2 separate regions of the Mus musculus genome follow, and region 1 is linked to region 2. The links are chromatin loops, found by intact Hi-C in ENCODE. Cell type or tissue: left cerebral cortex. All regions are shown on one strand. Links, peaks and the distances in the headings refer to the core of each region. The heading gives the core; the rest is flanking DNA.

Region 1 (10,348 bases), core at 1,650-9,649, 130 kb before region 2:
ATTTCCTCACTTTACAGATGACAAAACAGCAGCTAAAGAAATGGCATTGCTGGAGTCAACATAGTCAACTCCCAGCAGTGAGAGTCCCCTCTTGAGTAGGGGGATGACTATCCCGCCTTGCGATGCAAGAGGCAGGACTGGCACCCTTAAGGTCCTGGCACTCAATCTGGCACCTTTTCTAAAGGAAGCTGAGGCTAACAGCAACCCGTGCAGTAATGCCTGGAATTTGTTTGTCTCTTCAGCTCATTGGCAAAGACATGGAAGAAACCATTGAAGAAGAGACATCGGGAGACTTGAAGAAGGCCTATTTAACTATAGGTAAAGGAAAATTAGGAGAGTGCTGTCCCAGAGTGGGCTCCTTGGAACCTTTCAGAGAGATGGGGGTGGGGCGGGGTGGTCTTTTGACTTGAGTCACTTTGGAAGCACCACATATGAGCAGCCCTGGGCACGGCAGAAGGTGGATGTGATGTAGTTTTTGTTCTCTGGGGGAGCTCTGAAGGTGGGAGTGTCCCAAGTGAAGCAGGGAGGCACGGCTCTGCACTGTTAATGACTGTACTTACACCAACCAGTCACTGGACACAGGCTGTGCCCCAGGACCATCTGCAACACAGTGCAGCCAGCTCTCTCACTTGGAAGGTGACTTCTGAGAAGAGACCTAGCTGTTTGTGATTGTACCAAGAGTACAGGTCCCTTAGAGCATCTGACCAAGGCCTAAGCCTATTATCCCAGCTCAGCGAGCAGTTTGCAGCTTACATGACACACACTGAAAAGTGCCCACAGTTAGGACCTATGAGCAAGTTTCTGCAGCATGCCTAACATGGCCAGAGGGTTTCCTCTTCCCACTGGATTCCCTTCAGTGTTCTCAAAGAATGAGGTCTGTTTAGAACCAGAGGGGAGGGAGGCTAGATCTTGGCCATGGCCAAGCCAACCCCAGCACCTTTTCTTCAGATGTTGCCCAAAGACAGGAAATAGCAGAGAGATGGGCACGAGTCCATGTCTGGCATGCCCCTTTTTCCCTTTTGCAAGTCTATGGAATGAAGACATTGTCCATTGTCCGCTTTGCTGTGGTAGGGAGTTCAGGGAACCATCGCAAATGGCACAGGAATGGAGGGACATGTCCCCTCGAAAGAAAAAGACCCAAACAAGCAGCTCTGGAACCTAAACTATGTGCTTCTGCTGCCAAAGCCCTTTGTGGGGTTCGGAGGATGCTTTGTCCTCGCTGTTTTATTTTAAACAATGCCAGCAGTTGACCTTTTCTCGTCTATGCTCATTTCACATTCAAATTAGCAAACATCGATTTGACGTACAGAACTCTAAATGTTACCCACACTACCCATGCCCCACACGGAACACACATGAGCCCTGTGTGGACAGCTGTCCTCCAGGCTTCATGAAGGACCTATCCACTGACTTGTTGTTCTGAGAGTCCAGACCTTTTCCTGTACTGTGACACGAGGACCAGGAAGACCTCAGAGCACAATCAGAGAACACCAGTGCTACCATTCAATGACAGTGTTTTCCTAGTACCTGCCTAGCCCAGAGTTGTGTTCAGTGTAGGATCAGAGGCATGAAAGACACAGGTCTTTCTCATAAGGAGCTGAATGTCAACAAAGAACACACACACACACCAATATATTAAGCAACAGTGAAGACAGAAAACAGACATATGATTAGGAGAAGGGACAAGCCAGGCTCTGGAGTTTGGAGCCGTGAAACACAGGAGCCAATTAGACTCACAGTTTCAATGGTAAAGTGCTTAGAAAAGACTCTGAGAGTCAACCTCACAAAGAAATGGCTTCATGGCTGTGTTTCCTAGATATCCCCAACCCTACTCCACTTACCTCATAAAGACATCACCTCACCCCTCAGATCTATAGGGGCTGAGGTCACATGATCACCACCATGAGCATTTCTTCAATGGAGCCCATGAACCATCTTGCCTCAAAAGCTTTTCCTGGACCTAGCCCAGGTTTACCACAAAGAAACCAGAAGTGGGACAGAGCCTGGATAGCCACCATTGCAAGCTCCCTGTGATGGTCTTATGCTTAGTAAAGTTTGCGAAGCCCCACTCCTTGAAGGCAAGAAGATCAGGGGATGGTGATAAGCCATAGCTGCCACAGTGTCCACTCAGCGTGAACAGATATCCCCTAGCTATCCTGGCCCAACCTTCTGAGGGATCCCTGCTACTTGCTACTGAAAGGGAGCTGGCCTTTGGACATCCATCAGTGCTGTGTGTCATAGGAAAACTTTGTGGAAGCCAGAAGGTCATACAGCCTGAGGACCACAATGAGTCTCAACTACACACTTGCTATGATAGCATGGGGTTTCCTACCCACCTCAAACCAGGAGTTTGGGGATAGAGAGATGACACACCTGACCCTCGACTGACAAATAGTGGCTGTATGGCCTGAAAAAAAAAAGGGGGAGACTGGCTCCTGACCTGGGTTCTGCTCCTCTTCCGTGCTCAGAAACATCAGCCACACAGACAGTGACCTTGGAAATGAAAGCCCTGCTCTGGTAGAGATGAAGGTTCCCGTCACACACTTAAGTTGAATTTATTACTATTGCTAACACTGAAAAACTGTTGTAATTCTAGCACTGTAACTCTTGTCTGAGGCAGGGGGATTGGTTGAGTTTGAGGCTAGCCTGGGCTATGGAATAAACCCCTATCTCAAATAAAACCCAAATTAAAAAAAGTAATATCAGTAGGCTTTCTAGGAAACAGTCAACAACCTAACAAGTAAATGGTTCATTCCTTTTCAGCATTTATAGAGTGAATGCCTATGAGCCTGGAAGAAGCGGCTGGGAGTGCTGACTTTCCTCAGTGTGGGGGAAACCCAGTTGTCTACCCAGTTGCCAGGTTGATGAGCACACACCAAACTTCGTCAGCTTGTAAACAGAGCAAAGACAGCAGGCAAAGGGAGGGCCAGAAAGTAGTTCATAGCAACAACACAGAGAAGGGATCTTTATCAGTAGGGTCAAGCATCTTTGTCCCATATACAAGATGAAGGATGCTGGGGACCTGCAGATGGTAATGCAGAAGGTATCCAAACAAATGTAGCAAGGAAAACAAAGGGTGTAGAGGTTGCAGAACACAAGAAAGCAGGGTGTGGTCCAGCTGAGCAAACCTCCATATGAGGTTCTATTATGGAAGACTACTGGCCAAGCAGTGTTCCCATGGAGCCCTGCTCTAGCCCTGGAGGTTCCACTGGGTAGCATCATCTATGCCCATGAGTGAGACTCCATACCTCTACAATATGACAATATGAGCGCAAGGAGGACCCACACTCCTCCCCCAGGCCTTGTAGAGAATACAGGCTATTCTCATTCTGCAGTGGTTTCAACTCAGCTCTGGTTGGAGAGGCATACTATACTGACCCAGAGAACCTTCTAGATCTCATTTCACAACAGTTAAAAAGTCAGATCCTTCCAAACCTCTGCCTGTCAAGTCCAGAAGTCCCACAAGTAGCTGGGACATGCTGTGCCTGTGCAGGTTCCCTGTGTTGTCCCACAAACTATGAGAACATTTCACATCCTCCTTTTCCCTCCCTCCTAGTGAGATGTGCCCAGGACCTTGAGGGCTATTTTGCTGACCTACTATACAAGGCCATGAAGGGTATGGGGACAGATGAGGAGACATTAATTCGCATCATTGTGACCAGAGCAGAGGTAAGAAACACTTGACTCTAAAAAAGGGGACTCCAACATCTTTTCCTCCCACTGATGTCATTGGTTACTGTTGTTGTCGTTGGACTATTTCTCAAAACCCCGTAAGACAAAGACAGCCCTTCCCTTCCCAGAATATGCAGACCACATTGGACTCTACTTCAGCCTTCTCCTTGTCTTTTATTAAGATACAATACTGAGAGCTGCTTCTATTCTTGTCATCGGTGGCTCCAGAGAGCTGGTGGCGCAGTAAAGAGGAACTGCTGGAGCTGTTCCGAGGTAGCACAGCTACACCCAGCTCTATTTTAAGGAAAACAATCCAGAGCCTTGGAAAGGGGTCACCCCGCAGCAAGCAGAGATAGGACACAAGTGACTTCCTCACTCTCTTTATCTAACGGAGCACACCTTACAAGGATGAGTTTTTTTCAGAATAACAAAACAAACAAACAAACAAAAAAAAATCAACCCCACCCCCCAACTAAAATTTCAACAAAACAGTTTCTTGGCTTCTTTTTTTCCAATCCAGACCCTCTCAAAGAGCTATTTTAGACACTTATTTTTTTTCAAATTACTATCTTTCCTCACCCAAACTTAACAGCACAGAGAATACTGAATATCTGCTTATGAGCTCCAATGCAAATACTAGTACTTCATATATAAAAAGACTGGGGCTTCTTTTGCTCCCTAAGGAGCAGTCTGCACCCCCTCTCAGAGAAGAATGTGAGTCTTGGAAAGAGAAGGGCCGGAGTAGGCAGAAACTTGGAAGCAGCCAGCAAGCAAGTGTCACAGAGAGCGCCTGGGGCTGTCAGGCCTTGGTGAGCAGAAGTGAGGTGAAGGGGAAGTGGCAGGCTTGTCCCCGCTGCTGTGGCAGAAGCCTTGGCGAAATGAAAGGAGTCAAGCAGCTGAAAACCACAGACATCTTTTTTAAAAAGTGTTCAGTGGAGAGGGAGCGGTACCAACCCAAATTCTGACCCATGCCTTTCGACAAGCGCTTAACAGCTGACGTTGTTCTTAAATATAGCTTCACAGCAGCAAGGCAGTTCTTTCGTTTTTTTATTTCTGTGCCTGGAATTTCTCCCCCTCCTCCATGCCCCCCTTATTCATGTGAGCAGCTTCTTTGCTATTCTGCTAGAGTTTGCTTTCTCTCCTCAGTTCTGAGTCTCTCTCCCTCCCTTCAGGTGCTCTGCCTTCTTTGTCTCTCCAGCTCTCAGCCACTCAGCCCCTGCTGAAGTTCCAGGGAACTCTTGAGAGCAGCAGAGTTCTATAGACCCTGTGAGAGATTGGGTCCCATCAGATGGGTTGTCAGCATTCCATGTTCAATTCCATCTCCAAACGGACCACATGTGAGTGTGGGTCATCTCCATATGTGGTCAGTCTCTCTGAACCGCTTTGGGCCCAGCACATATATGTTTAGGGGATCCTCTAATCTTCCACTTGGACTAGAAAAAAATGCCAGCTGCTCCATCCTGCCCCTCCCCCAGGGCTGGGCATCCAGCCAGCCAGAGGACGCCCAGCAGGGCAGCATCTGTCCTCCAGTAGTCTCTTGATGGAGAGCAGTATCCACAGCAAACAACTCCTTACTCCCTGACCCTCTCCTACCTTTCGCTCTTCTCTTTCTCAGTACAACCACACACAGGAGAAGGGGAGCCTGATGCTTCTCTATGGTTTCTAGGCCTGCTGTGCAAGGCAGAGCTCAAACCAAAACCAAAATCAAAACCAAACAGAAAACTAAACTTTGTTTCTCTATAAGACTTGTTTTGTCCAGTCTGGAAGGTTTTTTTTTGTTTTGTTTTGTTTTTGTTTTTTTTTTTTTTGTTTTTTTTTTTCTGGTGTAGCTCTCCTCTTTGCAGCTGAAAGAGGCTGAAGCAGGACAATGTTTTGTCTGTTTTCCTCCCCATGTCCCTTCTGCCCCGAGTTCTTAAGCTTTCTATGAATTAGACTCAGAAGAAGTCCTACAAATGGTGATCAGTTTGAAATGTGATAACTGGAACCATTATTCCTCCTGATGTGGTACAAGGAAGAAATCATTTCTTTTTAATATATATATAATTTAATGTGTGTGGGTGTTTTGCCTGTATATCAATCCATGCAACATGTATGCTTGATGCCCAGGAAGAGGGCATTGGATTCCTTGGGTGTCTATCTGGAACTGCAGATACAGTTATGAGCTGCCATGTGGGTGCTGAAAATCAAACTGGGTCTTCTGGAAGAGCAGTCAGTGTTCTTAATGGCTGAGCCAGCTCCCTGGCCCCCCGGCTCCCCAGCTCCCCAGCCCCCCATGCTTAATTTTAAACCTCTGGAAAATCATCTTACCTTCTACCAAACACTGTCAAACTATGATTTGGAAAACCACCTACCTGTTTGTATATAGCTCTGTGGCCCAGAATGACTCCTTTTCAAACACCTATAAGACATTCAAAAGAAAAATGTTTTGTAACAATGAAAATATATGCAGTTTAGGAGGCTCAGAGGTTAAGAGCCCTGGCTGTTCTTCCAAAGGACCCAGATTTAATTCTCAGCACCCACATGGCAGCTTACAAATCTCTGTAACTCCAGTTCCAGGGGATCTGACACCCTCACACACATGTGCAAGCAGTCAAAACACTAGTATACACAAAATAAAAATAAATAAGCCATTTTTTAAAACTTTAAAAAGTATGCAGTTTAAATTTTAGCTCCCATAAATAAAATTTGAATGGAATATGTGCATGAGTAAGTGTATACATACACACATAAAGAAACACATATTTTTAGGGAGCTAAAGTAGGCTTTCTTTTTCTTATCCTCCAAATGTAAATATAATGCCAGCCTAGCTCCTGATGGCTGTTTAAAGATATAATTAATGAGTATGGTGGCGTAGGAGAGTGTTTGCCATTTACAACGCACGTACCATGGATGCTGTCACCTACGTAGTTGTCGTCATCCTTCCCACAGGTGGACCTGCAGGGGATAAAGGCCAAGTTCCAGGAGAAGTATCAGAAGTCTCTCTCTGACATGGTTCACTCAGATACCTCTGGGGACTTCCGGAAACTGCTGGTAGCTCTCTTGCACTGATCCAAGCCTGAGGAGAAACCCCCATAGCAGGATTCTTCCTCGGAACAAATCAAATTTGGAAATGGGTGAAAACCCTTCACCCCCTGGATTGTTTATTCATGGATTTAAAAGGAGCCCCAAGGCTAAATTGTCGAAGTCGGGAGCAGCCTCCTCCAAGGGCTTGAACAGTTCACCTTGAATGCTGGCTTAGCAGGAACCTGAACTGCCTGCCTTCCAGTCTCCCTTTAGCATTTGAAGCGAATGCTTTCTAAGCACAAATGGAATCAGCAGTTGGTGGGGGGAAGAACCCGAACATTTATAATAAAATGTTTAGAAAATTATATGCCTCCCAGATGTACAGAGCCAAAGCAGAGGTTAAATGGCTAATGCGGCGTAAAGACAAGATTAAACGGTTTGCTCATTTCCCCTTCTGTGTGCTCAGTTTCAAAGCCTTTCTGTTAATTACAGTTATGGTTTATGCCTCCATCAGCGGCTTTGCCAAATTGGCTTGATGAACTTGGGTTCTTGCCTGGGAAGTAGAGACCTTGTGAAATCCAAATGAACTGGGAGATTGCGAACATTTATTAACAATCACCGAGGATGGCAGTCAAGACCTGCATCGAGAAAAGAGACAGCCTTCCTATGTGAAATGCAATGAGATGTAAAACTCACTAACTGTGCCTTGTTCTATTGAGTTTTCTTGTTTCTCTACACATGTGGCTTGCCTGAGTCTTCCGATTTTTACATACAGTTAGGCTAAGCACAGTGCCAATGGGATTACCGTCAATGCCCTGTCTCTCAGGTGTATTGATTCTGCAATAATAAAATCTCTGGTCTTGTAGTCACATGGAGTCATTCAGAGACTATCAAGTTAACTTGGACACCTCAGGCAAGCCACCATAACTATTCTGTCCTAGATGAGATCTGCACCTGGCACTGCTGAGTACCACAGTTTTATACTGAATTCATAACCCTACAAGGTTCATGTGACCTCTGATGATGAGTAGAAGATATTAAGTAACCTGACTAAAATCCATTTGTAAGCAACACAGTAAGGATTCCTCTCACAAGCTGGATGGCTGACCAGGTTTCTCAGAAATGTGGCTTGCAGGATGTGTGTGAGAATGAGTCAGTAGTCATTCGTTGCTTCTTCTTCCGTTTACTATGGTGGGCTCCACTGACACAAAAGTCACCAGAATGTGGGCTGCTTCTAATGTAGTATCTTTCCAAGCCAGTCTTGAAATGAGATGTCTCCATCAGTGCGTGGAACGTTGTCAGTACACTAAAGAGTCAAAGTGCAGAGAATGCATGTCTACAGAGTGCTCAGATGTAAACGGGTTATCTGTATCACACCTCCTCCCATCGGGGCTCAGGGAACATCCCAGACAGGGAGAAGGAAAGACTAAAGGCCACTGTGGCAGAACAGCGTCTTCCAAACGTGGCATAACATTGAGCTCATGAGCTCGTAGCAGTTACGGTTGCCTGTGTAAGATCCACACGTGATCAAGGCAGTCAGCTCTCCAGCACAGGTAGGGTAGAAGCGCAGGAGGCCCATCCCTAGCGAGGAACTACTGACATCTTCTTCAGGGCTGTGGCCCCTAGTAGGTTGAGAGGCCAAGAAACAGTAATGGACAAATGATTTGAGACATGGGCATTATGGAGAGGACAGGCTAGCAAGGCTATATCGCTCAGTTTATATTTTGACCCCAGGAGCAATGGATGTTCTCCCAAGGTAGGGCTCTATGTTTTGAACACTGGCGGTCATTCGTGATAGCTACATGAACAAAGAACATGATCATGTGTAGATCTTTGGGAATCATTTGGATAGTATTATAGCAAATAGCCCAAATGTTCAGTGCAAGGATAGATGTCTTGCCATGGTATGTGTGAGACCCCGACTTAGAGCGTTTCTCCCTGGAAGGTGAAGCCCCTGGATGTTCCCCAAGCTTGTTTTCCCTGATCTTTAAAAATATAGCTAGAAAGAAGCTCTTTGTTCTCTATAGCCAGCAAAAAGTCTTTTTTGTTTCTATACTGTACAACCAGAGATGCCTGCCTTCCTGTGCCGAAGACATGGAGATAGACGCCGGAGAGGAGGCTGCAGCTCACTCCCCCCCCTCACCAGAAAGGAGCTGTAGCCAACTCTCCTCCCAACTCCTCCCAACTCCTCCCAACTCTCCTCCCAACTCCTCCCAACTCCTCAGCTAGCTGTTAAAAGCCCCCTACTGTCACCGCTCGGCTCACAGGGTTGAACTCCCCTGCCCTGCACGAAACCTCTTGCAGTTTGCATCAGGTGTGGTTTTCTCTCGAGATGTTGGGGTGTTGGCCAGCTCATCCCGGGACTTGAGCGGTGGCCCAGCATCGGGGGTCTTACAGTATGTCCTTTTTAGTAATTAGAAAATGGTGACCCACAAGTTATGGAGTTCTGTGAACACTGCTACATACCTAACAGTCATTGTCAAAGCTGAGCTTTTACACATAAAATGTTTTTTTTTTAAAACCAGGACCAAGTCTAGTAACATAACATATGAAATCTATGTGTCACCAAACAAAAGCAAAGCAACCCATCCTTGGGCTCTGAACTCAGCAAGGACAGGAAAACAAAAGAGTGGATTAAAAAGAGACTGGGCCAGAATTAGCCTTGTTTGAGGGGCATGATTCACAGATAGAGGAGACCTCCAAGGATTACATCAAAGCCTACTTCCAGTGTTACAAGCCAATAGCTCATTCCTCCAAGCCTATGCTATCCCAACATGCATTTCCTCCAGCAAGGCTCTGATGACACTCTGCACGGCTACTTGCCCCAGTGAGATTCTTGAGGCATTGTGGGTAAGTAATCTGGGAGTCTAGCCTGGGCAAACCAAATAGACATACACCCCAAAGAACTAAGGAGTCTCACCATCAGCTCTGGGAACATTAGCCTTGCACTGCAAATTCCTTTCAATAGCTTTGAGGGTTCCAGGTAGTCCTTCCATGCGTGCCTACCCCTCGCCCCATTTCACCCACTGTGTTTGAGAGGTGGAAACCCTACATGCTGATGTACTGTTGCTTATTGTTCCCGACTCATATTCCATGATGTCATGACAGCACCTTGAAGCAGGCTGTGATATTTACAGCATGGGAACTGGTGGATGCTGCAGATCAGGCCTTATTGCTGAGTATTTACACTTGCAGTCCCACGCATTTCAGTCTGTACACATGTGTATGCATGATACACATGTAGGCATAAAGAGAGCAGAATCCATTTGTGTTTCTGTTAAGTGCATTTATAGGATGTCTTCAGCTATGGTCAATGCCCATGGTTCTTGCTAGGATGCAAATGCTGACTCTAGAAAGCAACACAATGGGGCAAGAGAGGAGGCGGTCATAATAGCAATAGAGTAAGTAATAAGGACTGAGGGCATCCATGGTGTCCTGCCATTGCCACAAACTGTTTCCATTTCCGGTGTCAGGATTTCTTTTGACTTAGTTCAAGTCGTTGTGTGAGTACGCAGGACTCTGTAGGAACCTGAGAAGTGCAATAGGACTGTGGAACAAGATAAGTGTGGTAGGACTGCATCACAACAAAGCAGAGACACAGAAGGGAAAGTGGTCACCACAGGAGGGTTATACATGCTTGAGCCAAGAGATAAGAGAGATGCCAGGCTCGCTT
Region 2 (10,258 bases), core at 2,259-10,258:
TGCAATTGTCTTGTGAGAGAGCTATAACAAAAACACTCTTGACTTTTTTCTCATAAATGGAGCCAGGCCCACACTTGAGGGATGCCAAGTGATCCTCATTAAAGTAATGAGGATATTTTCAGTGACATATGTCTGACTGACGTGAGTTTAGTTGGCGAGGCTTACAGCCGCCAAAGCCTCCAAAATAACTCACGGCTGGCCAGCCCTGCTAAAATACACTCCGAAGAAGGATTTCACACTGCTTTAAGGGTGCCCCGCCCTAGACTGACGGGCTGTAAGGCCATATGCAAATTGTTGTGACATTAACCATACATTCCTGCGACACCGCCAGCAGGTCAGGCTTAATACCCTGAGCTCACGCGGCTCATCTCTGTAAAAGTCACTAACTCGAACAGATCCGGTGGTTTCTTGTCCCTACCCCACCCCAACCAGCAAGTTATTTTTAACTTACAGCATTGGCTGATAAGTATTTTTCACATTAAAAAAAAAAAAAACCCTTTCAGAAACAGAGACTACAGAAAAAAAAAAAGACAAAATACCATTGCAATTCAGTGAGAAGTCACTCCACAAAAGCTTTGGGGGGAGAAAAACAAACCAATCAACTGGATCTGTTCATCCTAGATCCGCAGGTTTGCAAGGACTACGAAGGACAGGGTTGGCAAAATATTCTGCACTGTCTTCATGGTGGCCAGCGTCGGCCATTGGCAGGACAGCACATTCACATGGGTTTCTCTAAGAAGCCACCTTTAACAACCTCCCTTCTTTTCACCAATTCATTCATAAGACACCTTTGTTAGAAACAGGTAGCTTCGGGGTCCCAGTGTCCCTGATAAAAATGACCACAGGTGGAAGCCATGGAAAGAACAGCCTTCCAGGTCAGGCCAACAGCTGTTGACTTGTTAATTGGCTGCCAGCCATGCGTCGTGCATCATGGCAGGTACTGTGGTGATGCCAAGTTCTGGCTTCAGGACTGTGCCTGGTGAGAGCCTCCAAGAACGCATCCACCTCTGTATCATCAGCCTAACGCTGCGGCATCCATAGCTCTGTCCTGCTGAAGCTAGAAGACAGCTGCCAGTCAGTCAGCCCCTGCACAGTATAGCCAGCATCAAAGGTGAAGGCAGCCAAGCTGCAACCAGACACAGCCCAACAAGTTAGCCATCGTCAAGGGCCCAGCATCGCAAGCCTTCTTAACTGAAACCTGTCTTTGAGGAAGGGGCCAGTTAGATTTTTGATAGCAGAGGAAATCTAAAGCAGCGGGACTACATTTTTCAAAGTAGTCTGAGTTGAAGCTTGATAGTACACACACACACACACACACACACACACACACACACATACTTTTTAAAGAAAGAGTAAGATTGAGGCTAGAGAGATAGCTCTGAGGTTAAGAGCACAGCCTGTTCTTGCAGAAGACCTGAGTTAAGTTCCCAGTCAGTACCCACACCACAACTGTCTGTAACTCTAGTTCCAAGGGATATAACATGTCCTTCTGGACCCTTCCAGAAAACACACACACACATGGCATACAATCTCTCTCTCTCTCTCTCTCTCTCTCTCTCTCTCTCTCTCTCTCTCTCTCTCTCTCACACACACACATACACACACACACACACACACACACACACTCGTAAGTTTAAAATGTTTGTTTAAAAGAGAAAGTTGAAGGACTCAAGACAAACACTGAGGCTTCTGAAGATGAGTTCTTAGCCAGAAAGGAAGGAAGGAATGAGGGAGAGAAGGAGGGAAGTGGGATGGAGAAAAAGGAAAGGAAGGAGGGAGGAAGAGAAGGAGGATGGGAGGAAAGAAAGGAGGGAGGAGAAAAACTTGATTGCTTTACTTTTGTCTGAATTTTAGAGATTTAAAAAAAAAAAAAACTTGCACCAATTTCAGCCACCTAATTCTTGCTGACAGCCATCTACTGAGATGATATTGTGGGACAAAGCTCAGCAGCATTCTAAAAGAAACATTAATTTCTCGCTAATATACGTAGGATGACGGAGATACCGGTTTCATGTGTCACATCCCGGGACATCTGGTGCCACTCAAGAGTTCAAAGATGACTGACTAGCCAGGGTATGGATGGGTAGCAAACAGGAACACTCAAGCCTGCAGGCAAGTAACCTCTGCCCTCACCATAGGTCCTAGGATTTCCTGGCCCCAGCAAGTCATATGACCAATAACATAGATGGTACATATTGCTCACCCAGATGCTGCCACGGCTTTGTGGCTTTGGTTCTGGAAACCTAACAGGGACGATAAGAGAATGGAGAAAGGCTATACAGGCATAGGCACAGAAACTCTGGGATTGGGTGGGCTGGACCATGCACGCACTCATACATCAACAACGGGAGCAGCCCAGGAACTCAGCCTTAACTTTATACACCTAAATCATGGAGGCAGGCCGATTGTATACAAGCTAGGGGCAGGTTTACCTAGTCTCGGTGGAAGGTCTCTGTAGGCGAGGAGTCTCAGGCTACAGTCATCACAGGAGGGAGCTGTGGCTGCTAGTTTTTATACACACTGGCCAATCATTCATAAACAATCATTCGTGGGCCATAGTGACATGTAACAAAACTTTTCCTGGGGAGACACTATCCATGTCTACTCACCCTAGACAGAGAACTCCTGATAGACCAAAGTACAGATACCACCAAAGTCCAGCTTGGTAAATCGACAAGTGTTTTCAGGGTAACTTACAGGAATATGGGTGAGGGGTTACTTACTTCCAGGAGCAGAAATGACTCCGAGACAGCTGCATCACCAGGGCCCACCCCACCATGGGTGACAGCTCACAAGATGGGAACCTGGAGCACACTGCACAGTCTATAGGCAGCTCAGCATGGTGGATGGAGAGCATACCTTCCAAGAGGCTCTGATCTAACCCTTCTCCAGGCCAGTAGGTGGTCTGTGCTTTTTCCTGGCAGCTGGTCTGGTCTCAGAGTTTTGTTTTTTTTTGTTTTGTTTTGTTTTGTTTTGTTTTTTTTTTTTTACAGCTTGGCTGACTATCTCCTTTGCAACTTGCTATCTCTGAGGCTAACACTCAGTCGTCTTTATTGCTTACTGGCAGGGAGGAGCCTAATGAATCTAGTCAGTTTTAGGAACTTCCTAAAACTGGTTTGAGTTGCTCACCTCCCTCCAAAAAAAAAAACAAAAAACAAAACAAAACAATACAAAACAAAACAAAACAAAACAAAAAACCTTCCCTGCAGGATGAAATGTTTTAATCTTGGAGGAAACTGTTACACAGCACATAAACAAACAAACAAACAAACAAGATTTTGCCAATTTCCTGAGTCAAATTTGGAGACGGCTTTGCCACTCCCAGGGGTCTAATGCACTTGGACCCAGGGCATACCTGTCAACATGTCAAAAGTATGTACTCAGATTTCATCTGCTCTTTACACATTTACCCAAGGCGTCCTCTACTCCTCTGCAAGTTGCCAGGTCGAAAGTGTAGCTACATATACCTACTACAAAGAGGGAAGAGAAAAAACGGCACTAATAGCCCCCAACTACTTCACTTTCTAAATGATCTGAAAGGCCGGCATCTCTGCCTCCGACAACATCGCCTTGAGTACCCGGAGCCTCTTGCTGTTCATCCACCAAAGCGCAAGCTGCTTTCGTAGAATTGGACTCAAATCCTCTGTCTTCTGGACCCCTGTGGTTTCTCCCTGGAAGGAGCCCCCTACATCTTTAATAACTGCATCCCTTAATTGTATTCTCTTGCCGATATCAGCTCTCCCCCCAAAAAGCTCAGCCCCAGCATTGCCTCATCTCTTAGCCTGGTTGGTGTTTTAACATTTGTTTGGGATCTTCTGCGGGCCTTTTACAAGCCATTTTTATTATTGCTGCACTAATAAATTATTTATGGTGGGAAACCAAACTCAGAAAATCCTGGCTACTTGAAGACAGACTTTATTAAAAACATCTCCTTCCCCCTTGCAACACAGAACCCACAAGACACACTCGGTTCCTCGGCCTATCCAGCCTCAAGGCACAGTAGAAGAGACACTGCCACTGGCTACAGAGGCAGGGCTGTGGAAGAAAAGAACTGGAAGCTAATTCTCTAGCATGCTTTTATTTCTCTGCTTCTGCCCAGTGCCACCGTAGGTCCAGATGAATGTGACTTCCCAGGTCTGACTAGTAATGATGGGAGGCCAGAAGTCACCCTAAAGCAGTAGTCACTTATTCACACAAGAATTGCCTATGGAGAGACTGGTGAGTTGATTTGGTAGAGAGATATCATAAGACCCAAAAATTAACCTGCAAGCCCCACCGGCCAAAGAACAAGGACTAGGTAATTCCTTAGAATGCTGGGAGTTGTAGTCCTTGGAAAATATCAAAGCCACCTGGGAAAATACAATGGCCTTCAAAGCCTCTGTAAAACATGTCTAGGGGCCGCCACGCTGGGAATTCCAGAGAGTGGTCCTGACCAAAATTTATCCTGGTCAGTATTTAATTAAAGCTTGCTTCAAATTTGCCTCAACGTGGTAGAATTGCCCACCCCCTCCCCGTGCAAATCACGATTAACAGTGTCTCCATGGACACAGTGCTTGATGAACAGTCTTGAGGACCTGAGCTCAGACCCCCAGCACCCATGCAAACAAACAAACAAACCAACCCATTAAAGCACCTATATCTTTATCCTGGTGCTGGGAGACAAAATCCAAAGAATCAGAGGTTCATCGGCCTGCCAGTACAGACAATAGAGAGCTCCAGGCTCAGTGAGTCTGACCCAAAGATAAATAGGGACAAACGTGAGCAAGGAAGACACCTGACATTGACCTCTGCCCACCGCGGGCACACAAATGCACACTCTCTCAGAGGATGGAGGAAGATGGGATGGTTATGAATGGCCAATTCTGTGCCTGGTGGTAAGGCACTGGGCTGAGATGTCTCTAGACTAAAAGGGAGTTATGTTCTGCATAACAGGGAGGATCGCTCTGAGTTGAGAAGTAGCATAAGACCCTAGGTAATCACGGACTTAACCCTCTCTGAGGACCCCACAGCCTTTCACCTGAAAAACAGACTGGCCACCCCCTCGTGTTAGGAGAGATAAGCTCTTAACAGACTCTCTTCCCTTTCTGAAGCGGCCGTGAAACCCAGGAGGACTTTATAGCTAGAAATCAGAGAACACCAGGAATTGAACTCTGCGTAAAGGAAGAGAAAGAAGGGTTCCTGTGGTTCCACAGCCAAAAAAGCCCAACCCTGGGGCACTGGAGCAGCGAGTGTAGCCTGAGACTCCTTCCTGACTCCACGACCCTGGAGGCTTTGTTCTGAGCCAGGCGCCTCGACGCCAGCGCTGCTTGCCCAGAGTCCCTCAGAGTGGGACCCAAGACTGTCTCAGCTCTTCACTTCAACGCCATGGGGTCCGGACGCTGCGGGGGCCTCTTCTTTCCCCTTCCTTTGCCACTGGGGTAGTCGAGCTTGACAGCAAACGCATCAAATGACAGCTTTAAGGCGGAAGGAGTGGGGGTAGTCCCTCCCCGCCCCTACCGCACTGGGTCCCCTCTTTCACTTAGCACACCCTGGCGCCTGGAGTCGGTACTGGCAGTAAGAGAGGTTCAAAGAATGCACCCCTACCCGTCCCCAGACGTTCTGGCCTCCCCCAAGGCTGATCTGCCTGCAAAGATCGGTCCCGCAGCTTCCAGACCCTCTGGGACTGACAGTTCCCAACTCTCTAGGCTTCCTTGCTACACCCTGCTTGTCCGGGACCCGTAGAGGGGACCTAGTGCCGAGTGCAAGACCAGGATCTTGGTGGCGACAGCTACGCCTGATGGGGGAGTAGGGGAGGTGCAGAGGTGCCAGGGCACCGAGGGTCAGCGGGACATCTGGCCTGGCCATGCGGCTTCAAGTTTCCACGGACGCAAGGTTGTGCAACTGCGAGCAGAGCGAGAGCCGCGGGCGCCTCGGAAAACAAGGCGAGCCTATAAACAAAGCCACGTGGCCTCGGGGCGCGGGGGGGGGGGGGCGGGCTAAGAGCAGGCGGCTCTTCCGGCAACAAAGAGACGGGGCAGCGGCCCGGGATAAATACTGCGCTCGGGCAGCCGCTCAGCATTCCCAGAGTCAGGAGGCGACCTTCCCCAACGCCTGCGCCCCTGTGAGTGCAAGGATCCCCGCGCCCACCCAGGATCCGCAGCCCTCCACACTAGTTGACCCACTCTTGTCCCGGTCGCCGCCTGCGTCGTTCCCCAGCATCTTCCCAACGCGCCGCATACCCTGGGCAAGCCAGGCCGGTTCCTGGCTGTCAATCCGTCCCGTCCGTCGGTCGCGTCCGCGCTCTGTACCATGCCGTTCCTTGGGCAGGACTGGCGGTCCCCGGGCCAGAGCTGGGTGAAGACGGCGGACGGCTGGAAGCGCTTCTTGGATGAGAAAAGCGGCAGCTTCGTGAGCGACCTCAGCAGGTGAGGACATTCGCCGACTTCCAGCCCCACAAAACTGATTTTAGCTGGTCGGGGACGAGGGGGAAGTGCACACCTCAGGGGCAGGTGAAGGAGGGCAAGCAGGTCTGGGCCAGAATAAAGAGGGGGCTTCCGACTGAAGGGACAGGAGTGAGGTGCCGGGATTTCGGTAAAGGTCGCCAGAACCCGAGAGATGGGTAATTTAGTGTCTCCTCCTGATCAAGGACAGTGTCTCCCAGCAGAAAAGATCCCATACAGAACCCAGGATCCCTCAATCTGGCAATAGGGGATTATGTCCCTAAACACTTGAACACAGGCGCACAACTCATGGACTCTTCCTTTAGATCCCGCAATTGCAGTCACTGTTTTAAGTGGGTGCTAGCGACTTGGCTGTTTGCCTTTCACTGTCCTATGACAGGACCCCAAGAGTACAAGAGCGGTAGTAGTCACAAGCCGGATGACGGGCCCTGCCATGAGTGCTTGAAGGCTCTTCCCACGCGCAGTCGACGGCTGAGTGGGCCGAGAAAAAAAAAAAGTGACTGGGAGGGGCAGCCGATGGGCCCCGGGACAGCTTGCGGAGTGGGTCGTTGTGGTAACGCTTAGGGGCTGCGGAGGGAGGCAGGGAAGAAATGCAAGAACAGTGCTCTGCTTCAGGAAGGACCAGACACTTGCACCTGTTTCCTCCGTGGCCCTTTCGGTCTTTATACCGTGAGCACACTCCCATCCTTAGTGGTGCCTGCCCGCTGCAGAAAGACCACCCAGACTTGAAGTTTCACCTGAGCTCCGCTGTCTAGTGAAATCTGAGGTCAGAACAAGTGCCCACTCATAGAGTATCAGGTCAAGAATCAATCCCCAGCCTGGACAGCTGACTCCCTGAGACACCTGAGGAACCGACAGAAGTTTGTTTGGAGGCGCTGGTGCAGTTGAAGTCACCTTTCGGTGCTCTCTCCTCCCACTGTCCTTTGATTAACACACACACACACACACACACACACACACACACAACCTGCATCCCTAAGCTGACTTCAACAGAGACTTTTGTGAGTGTGCCAGGTGACGCTGAGTGAGATTTGCCAATGGTTGCTTGAATAAAGGTTTGGTAATTAATTATCAAGAAACCAGTGGGACCTCCAGGGCCTCCCATTTGTTTGTGATTTGTAATGCTTGAATTCCCTTTGTCTCCTAATGAGGTGAAACAGTTCCCTGAACTTAGGGCCTTCCAGGAGAATCAAATATATTAGCCTTGTGTTAGGTCCTTTTTTTTTTTTTGCAAGTCCCAGGGGAGTTTAGAACACTCTAAAGAACTCTTACTCACAGAAAATCAGATAAATTACCAACCATTGTCACCTGACTGTTTCCCAGCGAATGAAGTTAACGGTTATACCTAATACTTTTTCCTCAACTAAGTGAGAAGGGGGTGCACCAGAAGCGTTCTCCTCCTTGGAACCATCCATCTTCGGAGCCTGAATCTAACATCCCAGCTCTTTGTTTCTGTATAAAAAGCTTAGCTTCTTTCCAGGATGACGCAGCAGGGGTCCAGCCCACTGCATTATCTTGACTTCCCCTAGTAAAATAGGATAACAGCCCGCTGTGTTTCAGCAGGCTGGGAACTAAACTGGAGAGACCCCATCTCATCTGGATGCTCACTCCATCCTTGCTCCATGAGACAGAAATAGGACACCTCACTCTCCCTATTCCAAAATATCTGAAGAAGTTAAATCTGCCTCTGAGGCCCGGTGGTGGCGCACGCCTTTAATCCCAGTACTTGGGAGACAGAGGCAGCTGGATCTCTGAGTCTGAGGCCTAGGACTGGTCTACAGAGTTGAGTTTTGGGACAGCCAGGGCTATACAGAAAACAAAACAAAACCCTGTCCTTTTGTCCCTTCCTGATCCGCTTTCTTTTCTTGTGGGTCACACCTGGGAGCTGAAGCAGTCACTCTCAGTCATCATGGTCTCAGCAGTGATCAATACACTGGCCACCTGTGGTCCTTTGCTGAGTCACAGTTGAGGAATGGTTTGGTCATCTGCCTCTCAGCAGAGCAGCTGACTGTTTGCAGGGTATTTTTTTCCCCCAGCAACCATAAACAATCCCCTCCTTCCACAGCAGAAGAGTCTGCCAACTTCTTAAAAGCAGTGGCCTTCTGAGTCTGGGTTTGTGATCTCGGGTATCTCGCTGTTTTCCGTCTTGGTTTTCCTGTGATGTAAGGTTTGGGCCCAGTGCCTGGCTGCACAGGTGAGCTTGAATGCCCTCTCTTGTTCTAAGAAAACAGAAGGCAGGTCCTTTATAAAAGAGGGTGGGTGAACTGTAAACTGAACTATTGAGGCTTCTCTAATTCCACGGACAATCCTGAAAGTTGCCCAGCAAGAGTAAAGAATAAAGGCATACTCTCTCGGGGTTATTGTTTAAGCCATGGCTTGTCTGCACAGTACACCTGTTAAATAGACTCTGCTGGCCATTGTCTCTGTGGTCGAGGGCCCTGCCCTCCAACAGCCAAATGTTGCAGTCTCCGAATAGCCAAATAACCTCCTGAGATCATAGAAGAATTTAGATAAGCTTAAAGCTGACCCTTTAAAAAGTTGCATCTGAGCCCAGCTGTGATGGTACACACCTTTTATCCCAGAACAGAGGCACAGAGACAGAGAGAGGGGGGTGGATCTGAGTTCAAGGCCAGCCTGGTCCTCAGAGCAAGTTCCAAGACAGCCAGGGCTACACAGAGAAGCCCTATCTCCGAAAGCAAACAAAAAGTTGAGACTGTTGGTTTGTGAGGCACAACTAGGATTTCAAGGAAGGAACACTGTACAAGCTGGGGCCATCCAAGAATGCTTCAAGGAAGTGATGGTTGAGGTGACCAACACTGCCTCCTCCCCAACCACCCCTGCCCCGCCCCAACTCCAAGATGAGTAATCTCAGCTCTCTTCTCCAAGCCTGCACTTCTGCTGTTAAACGCCCGTTCCAGAGTTACATACTGTGTGTTGCTAAGGCTGGCCCAGGAAGGAGGAAGTTGGCCTTGATACCTTGAAGAAAAATAATAGAGATATTTTTACAAGCACTTAACCCTGTGCAGAGCACTATTGTAATAAGCCTCCTGCGCTAGTCTGTTTCCCCAAAGCAATCCAGGAAGTAGCCTTTTCAAGTTTGGCAACCTAGATATGACTTTGAGCATCAAAAATCTCACTGGACATAATCAGGGCTAAATAATAACTGCTTTGGGTCAGGAAATGGTTTTAAGTGTTTTTTCTTAATTACAAATGAAGTAAGAAATAAACCTCTTGTTTCCCATGCCCTCCTCTGTCTGTGCACCAGTTTTCCTACTTATTGTCTTCCTTTGAAAACTTTCCACTTCTTCTACAATTGCCTTATAGTATTTTGTCTGTGTTTGATGATGTGGGTGTTGTGGGTGTTGGGTGGGGGAGGGCTTTTTCCTTATTCTTGGCCTGTAAACATCAAGATTAGTAAGAAGGAGTTACAAAGTAGCAACTCCTCAACTATTCTTTTATTTGGTGGAGGAAACCAGCCTCCTTGAAATGGTTTTGCTTATTTTAAATACTTTTATATATGTGTGTGTGTGTGTGTGTGTGTGTGTGTGTGTGTGCCATGATTTGTAAATTGTGGTTGTTTTTCTTGTGAAATTTTTGAGCTGTAATTTTCCATTGATTTTTGCATTTCCTGGAACGAGACATAACTGGAGTCTCAAAATAGCCACTGAATATATTATTGCTTAAAAGAAAACATAAGTAGACAATACAAGTAAACTTTACAGCCCCGCTCCCCAGCCTCCGGATTTCAAACCCTAATATAAAATGAGACGTATAGGGTTTTCCCTGCGCTTAAAACTTTTCTACACTCGGCATCAATG

Evidence for each region. Hi-C counts contacts between places; a loop is a spot of excess contacts. Peaks named below come from ENCODE experiments on the same cell type or tissue, not always from the same donor. Only the 100,000 strongest peaks of a DNase experiment are listed, where the experiment ranks them.
Region 1: a loop joins it to region 2, with 6 times the contacts of the local background. A loop is called at or near these places in 14 of 42 quality-filtered maps.

Annotation. Positions count from the first base shown.
Region 1 is chr15:58,338,246-58,348,593 of GRCm38, reverse strand. It overlaps Anxa13 (annexin A13), which reads left to right. Exons shown (of 8, transcript NM_027211.2): 7 at 3,559-3,669; 8 at 6,601-7,130. The coding sequence ends at 6,720. Among named protein-coding and RNA genes, the nearest start is that of Klhl38, 19 kb to the right of the region's middle. In left cerebral cortex, for the core only: no CTCF peak of the experiment used is centred there; DNase peaks (open chromatin) are centred at 4,632, 5,112, 6,545, 7,171 and 2 more places; H3K27ac peaks cover 2,429 bases.
Region 2 is chr15:58,210,642-58,220,899 of GRCm38, reverse strand. It overlaps Fbxo32 (F-box protein 32), which reads left to right and starts at 6,008. Exons shown (of 9, transcript NM_026346.3): 1 at 6,008-6,404. The coding sequence starts at 6,289. In left cerebral cortex, for the core only: CTCF peaks have their summits at 5,335 and 5,539; DNase peaks (open chromatin) are centred at 6,876, 7,411, 8,222, 9,268 and 3 more places; H3K4me3 peaks cover 3,474 bases; H3K27ac peaks cover 3,515 bases.